Regions from separate parts of the Homo sapiens genome. Here region 1 is linked to region 2. A link is an interaction called in ENCODE POLR2A ChIA-PET data of the cell type or tissue named here. Cell type or tissue: HepG2. All regions are shown on one strand. Each heading gives the region's core, and the rest is flanking DNA. Links, peaks and the distances in the headings are about the cores only. Region 1 overlaps TMX2-CTNND1 (TMX2-CTNND1 readthrough (NMD candidate)). Region 2 overlaps ZDHHC5 (zDHHC palmitoyltransferase 5).

Region 1 (2,916 bases), core at 141-2,640, 69 kb after region 2:
TCTTTGTATGGATAACCAGTGGGGTTTTTGGAGTTGAATTTTTAAAATTTCTTCTTGGCATTTATAGTTTTAGCCTATTTTATTTTATTATTTATTATTTTATTTATTTTTGAGACAGCGTCTCACTCTGTCGCCCAGGCTGGAGTGCAGGCGCAATCTTGGCTCACTGCAACCTCCACCTCCTGGGTTCAAGCAATTCTCCTGTCTCAGCCTCCCGAGTAGCTGGGACTACAGGTGCAACACCACACCTGGCTAATTTTTGTTTTTTTAGTAGAGATGAAGTTTCAGCACATTGGTCAGGCTGGTTGGGAACTCCTGATCTCTGGTGATCCACCTGCCTTGACCTCCCAAAGTGCTGGGATTAGAGGTGTGAGCTACTGCACCCAGCCTTATTTTATTTTTGAGACAGGGTCTCACTTTGTGGTCACCTAGGCTGGAGTGCAGTGGCACAAACACAGCTCACTGCAGCCTTGAACTCCTGGGCTTAAGCAATCCTCCTACCTCAGCCTCCCAAATTAGCTGGGACCACAGGTATGCACCACTATGCCCCGCGTGTATTTTTAGTAGAGAAGGGGTTTCACCATGTTGGCCATGTTGGTCTCGAACTCCTGACCTGAAGTGATCCACCTGCCTTGGCCTCCCAAAGTGCTGGGATTACAAGCATGAGCCATCACACCCGGCCTATTTTAAATGTTCATTAATTTTAAATACCTTGACCAGGCATATATAACTAGCAAGCTAAGAGACTTTATTCACTCATTTAGTTGTTGCTAAATATGAGTTACAAGGTTGAGCTCTGGGGATAGACCATGAGCAAAAAAGACACTATTCATGGAACTTTTTTTTTTTTTGAGACAGAGTCTCACCCTGTCACCCAGGCTGGAGTGCAATGGCACAATCTCAGCCCACTGCAACCTCTGCCTCCTGGGTTCAAGCGATTCTCCTGCCTCAGGCTCCCGAGTAGCTGGGATTACAGGTGGTGTGCCACCAAGCCCGGCTAATTTTTTGTATCTTTAGTAGAGACGGGGTTTCACCATGTTGACCAGGCTGGTCTTGAACTTCTGAACTCGTGATCTGCCTGCCTTGGCCTCCCAAAGTGCTGGGATTACAGGCGTTGAGCCACTGCGCCCAGCCCATGGAGCTTATCTTCTGATGGGGGAGACAGAAGTATACATACACACAAATGAAAACAAAAGAAAAAGGAAGACAAAATACTTGCAAGTTGTGAGTAGTGATGTCTTCAACAAACAAGACCAATCTGTCTGTAGAAAATCATGTAACATTCTAGTATGTGGCTTTGATCTCGGAATCAATGAATCAACAAACATTTTTGGGCTGGTTGTTTTCCTTTGGTGATTATCTTTGGCTTTTGAACTTGCTATGGAGGACTAGGAATTGATGGGGAATAGAGGTAGAAAATGTGATAAAAGGAGAAGATTTTTAGGTAATGAGGCTTAAAGGCTGTTCATATCTTTGTTATAATGTATTCATTTTCAGCTGTAGTTTATTTAAAGCCCATCAAACAAGTGCTGTAATGCATGTTTGGTTTTTCAACACTTCTGAGGAAAGTCCTTTTTGGCCACTATAGACCAAATATAGGTCTATGAGACTATAGACCATATATATAAGGGAGTGGATAATGACTACATCAGCATGATTAAAAGCACATTCATGCTGAGTTGTTGAATTCTAGTTTATCTAGGTAAAGAAAGGTCAGATTATGGTTGATAATGTGTTACTTTAATGTACTGAATGAATAAATGTGGTGCCTTCAAAGCAGATGATAGTCCCCTACCATCCCAGTCAACATACAGTAGTCCTGTTTCTAGGATTTCTCTTGACCTTTATCTTGACCATAGTGTAACGTAATAGAAAGAGCATGGGCTGTGGAGTGAGACTGGTGAGGGTTCACTTAGCCAGATGAGATCAGGCAAATTTCTTCACCTTATTGGACCTTGATTTCCTCATCTGTAGAATGGTTGTAGTACTATTTCTGTGGTCATGTTTTAGAAGTTTGAAGTACTGAGCTCAAAATACCTCTTACATGGTAGACACTTCATCATTGGTTGCTATTATTGGGCAGTGGCTCACCACTGCAAGTTTTTGGGCAGGGTAGTTACTGAATAATAAAAATAATGATAATGCATTCTTAGTGAGTTTATACTACATGCCATACATTAAGAACTTTTGTTTTGAACCGGAGTCTCGCTCTGTTGCCCAGGCTGTAGTGCAGTGACACGAGCTCAGCTCACTGCCTCCCGGGTTCAAGCGATTTTCCCACCTCAGCATCCTGGGTAGCTGGGACTACAGGTGTGCGCCACCACGCTTGGCTAATTTTTGTATTTTTAGTAGAGACGGGATTTTGCCCTGTTGGCTAGGCTGGTCTGGAACTCCGGAGCTCAGGTGATCCGCCTGCCTCGGCCTCCTAAAGTGCCAGGATTACAGGCTTAAACTACGGTGCCTGGCCCAAAGAACTTTTTGTGTATTTTAATTCCCACAACAGTCTTGTGAGAGAGATATAGTTATCTCCATTTTATAGTTAAGGAAACTGAGGTTCAGATTATTTAATTTGGGTCAAGGTCACATAATAGTACATATATTTGAGTAAGTGTACTTACTTACAGAGGTGGAGTTTGAAGCTAGGCAGTTTGTGAAAACCTATACTCTTAAAGTTTCATATTTCTTTCTTTTTTTTTTTTGAGACGGAGTTTTGCTTTGTCACCTACACTAGAGTGCAATGGCATGATCTCGGCTCACTGCAACCTCCACTTCCTGGGTTCAAGCGATTCTCCTGCCTCAGCCTCCCGAGTAGTTGGGATTACAGGCACCCACCACCATACTCGGCTAATTTTTGTATTTTTCGTAGAGACGGGGTTTCGCCATGTTGGGTCAGGCTGGTCTCGAACTTTTGACCTC
Region 2 (2,916 bases), core at 325-2,824:
GAAGTGGCGTGCGCCTGTAATCCCAGCTGTTTGGGAGGCTGAGACAGAAGTATCACTTGAACCCGGCAGGTGGAGGTTGCAGTGAGCCAAGATCACGCCCTTGCACTCCAGCTTGGGTAACAGAGCAAGACTCCGTCTCAAGAAAAAAAAAATTGCTAACTGTATATGAGAAGGCAAATAATGTCTTTTAAGTTTTGAAATGGGATGGTGGGTTTCTGATAGCTGAAAATTGAGAGAAAGGGCATTTATGCTTGTGCAACAAATAATACTGAAATACGTATATGTAGAGAAAATTCATAGAGTAGGGGAAGACATTTTGGGAAAGTTTTTTTTTTTTTTTTTTTTTTTTTTAAGATGAAGATGAAGTCTTGCTGTGTTGCCCAGGCTTGAGTGCAGTGGCGTGATCTCAGCTCACTGCAACCTCCACTTCCCGGGTTCAAGCGATTCTCTTGCCTTAGCCTCCTGAGTAGCTGGGACTACAGGTGCATGCCACCACACCAGGCTAATTTTTGTGTTTTTAGTAGAGACGAGGTTTCACCATGTTGGCCGTGCTGGTTTTGAACTCCTGAGCTCAGGCAATCCGCCCTTCTCGGCCTCCCAAAGTGTTGGGATTACAGGCGTGAGCCACCATGGTTGGCTGGGCAAAGGATTCGTGCCTGGAAAAAAAGGTTGATGTTAGTTCCTCTCTTGGATTGCTATAGTTCACTCATATAAATGTAGATACTGAACTCTTATGCAAACTCATTATGTATGTGCTTTGATATGTAAACTATTTCTTTAAAATATATTCATATACTTAAACCAAATAACACCAGCAGATGCATACAAGAGCTACCTCTTGAGTCATTTTATCTCGAACCTCACTTCCCAATGCAGAATAAATTGCTCCCTCATCCATGTTCCCATAGTGTTGTATAAAGACCTGACCTCACAGTCTTATAGTTCCTAGTTCCTAGTCTCACTCATTAGACTGTGAATTCCTCAAAGGCAGAAGCTATATTTTAAACATCATTGAATCCCTAGCACTTACTACAGTTCTGGCATAGTTGTTTTTAATTGACTTTTCCTCTCTACAGCTGAGGAGGATGAGGACAAGGAAGATGATTTCCGAGCTCCCCTTTACAAAACAGTGGAGATAAAGGGCATCCAGGTGCGCATGAAATGGTGTGCCACCTGCCGCTTTTACCGTCCCCCTCGATGTTCCCACTGCAGTGTCTGTGACAACTGTGTGGAGGTAAGCACCCTGGGTGGGGTAAGACTTCATGCTTAACCTTCATTGTCTTCATCCTAACCATATAATAGATTCTTAGCTTTGGATGTGGTATAGTCCTGTCTAACTACGTTGGCCACATGGTCCAGCTCTGTCAAATGGTGTTAATAATGACATGGCATGAGAGGCAGAGCATAAATATTATTGCAGGAGGGAAGCTTTAACTCAATATGGGCATAGGCTTTCTTTTTTATTTATTTTTACTTTTTGTAGTGATGAGGTCTCACTGTGTTGCTTGGACTATCTCAAATTCCTGGCTTCAAGTGATCCTCATGCCCTGGCCTCCCAGAGTGCTGAGTGCTGGGATTACAGGCATGAGCCATTGCACTAGCAGGGTGTAGGCTTTCTTGACACCAAGATTTATAGTTCTAGCCTTCTATCTATTGGCTCAGTTTTGGTTATTTATCCTGGCTTTGCATTTTCTCTTCCAGAAAATCATGCTGTTGTGTTTCAATTTGTTGTAGTTGTTTTCCTGCCTGTCCTTCTGCATCCCTTGTCCTTTTTCCATTCCATTTTCACTTAGCTATAAGCAGTTACCTGCCAAATCTTCCTTCTAATCCTCTTTTCTTATGAATCTTGATGTTTCTGCAAAACCTCTGACATTCGTCACTTTTAGAGTTCCTTGGTCACATAGGATAAACATTGAGAGCCGGCCTTGGTCTTTTTTATATATATATATATTTATTTATTTATCGAGACGGAGTCTCGCTCTGTTGCCCAGGCTGGAGTGCAATGGCGCAATCTCGGCTCACTGCATCCTCCGCCTCCCGGGTTCAACCGATTCTCCTGCCTCAGCCTCCTGAGTAGCTGGGATTACAGGCACGCGCTACCACGCCCGGCTAATTTTTGTATTTTTAGTAGAGATGGGGTTTCACCATGTTGGTCAGGCTGGTCTTGAACTCCTGACCTCGTGATCTACCCGCCTCGGCCTCTCAAAGTGCTGGGATTACAGGCGTGAGCCACCGCGCCCGGCCAATTTTTTTTTTTTTTTTTTTTTAAGAGATGGGGTCTTGCTATGTTGCCCAGTACAGTGGCTATTCACAGGCAGTCATCATAGTTCACTACAGCCTTGAACTCCTGGGCTCAAGCCCCAGCCCCCCAAGTAGCTGGGACTACAAGTGTGCACCACTACGCCTGGTTGGCCTTGGCCTTTGACCAACCTCTGGAAGGTCTCCCTTGCAGATTTATAGAGCAAAATAAACTGGATTTAATTTTGAACTAATTGGTGACCATGATCAAAACTTAGCTGCCATTTGTTTCTCTTCTTGACAGAAGTAATTTAATGCTATGGTCCAGGGATGCCTCTCATCTGTCTCTCTTTGTCCCTAGGAATTTGATCATCACTGCCCCTGGGTGAATAACTGTATTGGTCGCCGGAACTACCGTTATTTTTTCCTTTTCCTCCTTTCCCTGACAGCCCACATTATGGGTGTGTTTGGCTTTGGCCTCCTTTATGTCCTCTACCACATAGAGGAACTCTCAGGGGTCCGCACGGCTGTCACGTATCCTTCAAGGCCTTTTAGATTGTGGGATTGGAAGGGGGAGGAATGAGGGCTAAAGGGAAAATGGCTGCAGTAGGGGCCGGGGAAAGTGAGGTCATGTTGCTCTGTTCTCCTTGATTGTTTGGCATCAGAATGGCAGTAATG

The links. ChIA-PET counts read pairs that join two places held together with the same protein. Peaks named below come from ENCODE experiments on the same cell type or tissue, not always from the same donor. Only the 100,000 strongest peaks of a DNase experiment are listed, where the experiment ranks them.
Region 1: POLR2A ChIA-PET joins it to region 2 with 5 read pairs; 11 of 35 experiments call an interaction of 5 or more read pairs at or near these places.

The regions. Positions count from the first base shown.
Region 1 is chr11:57,757,099-57,760,014 of GRCh38, forward strand. The region is part of intron 2 of TMX2-CTNND1 (TMX2-CTNND1 readthrough (NMD candidate)); the gene reads left to right. Among named protein-coding and RNA genes, the nearest start is that of CTNND1, 3.2 kb to the right of the region's middle. In HepG2, for the core only: no CTCF peak of the experiment used is centred there; a DNase peak (open chromatin) is centred at 1,293.
Region 2 is chr11:57,687,432-57,690,347 of GRCh38, forward strand. ZDHHC5 (zDHHC palmitoyltransferase 5) reads left to right here. Exons shown (of 12, transcript NM_015457.3): 4 at 1,077-1,234; 5 at 2,600-2,772; 6 at 2,904-2,916. Among named protein-coding and RNA genes, the nearest start is that of ZDHHC5, 21 kb to the left of the region's middle. In HepG2, for the core only: no CTCF peak of the experiment used is centred there; no DNase peak of the experiment used is centred there.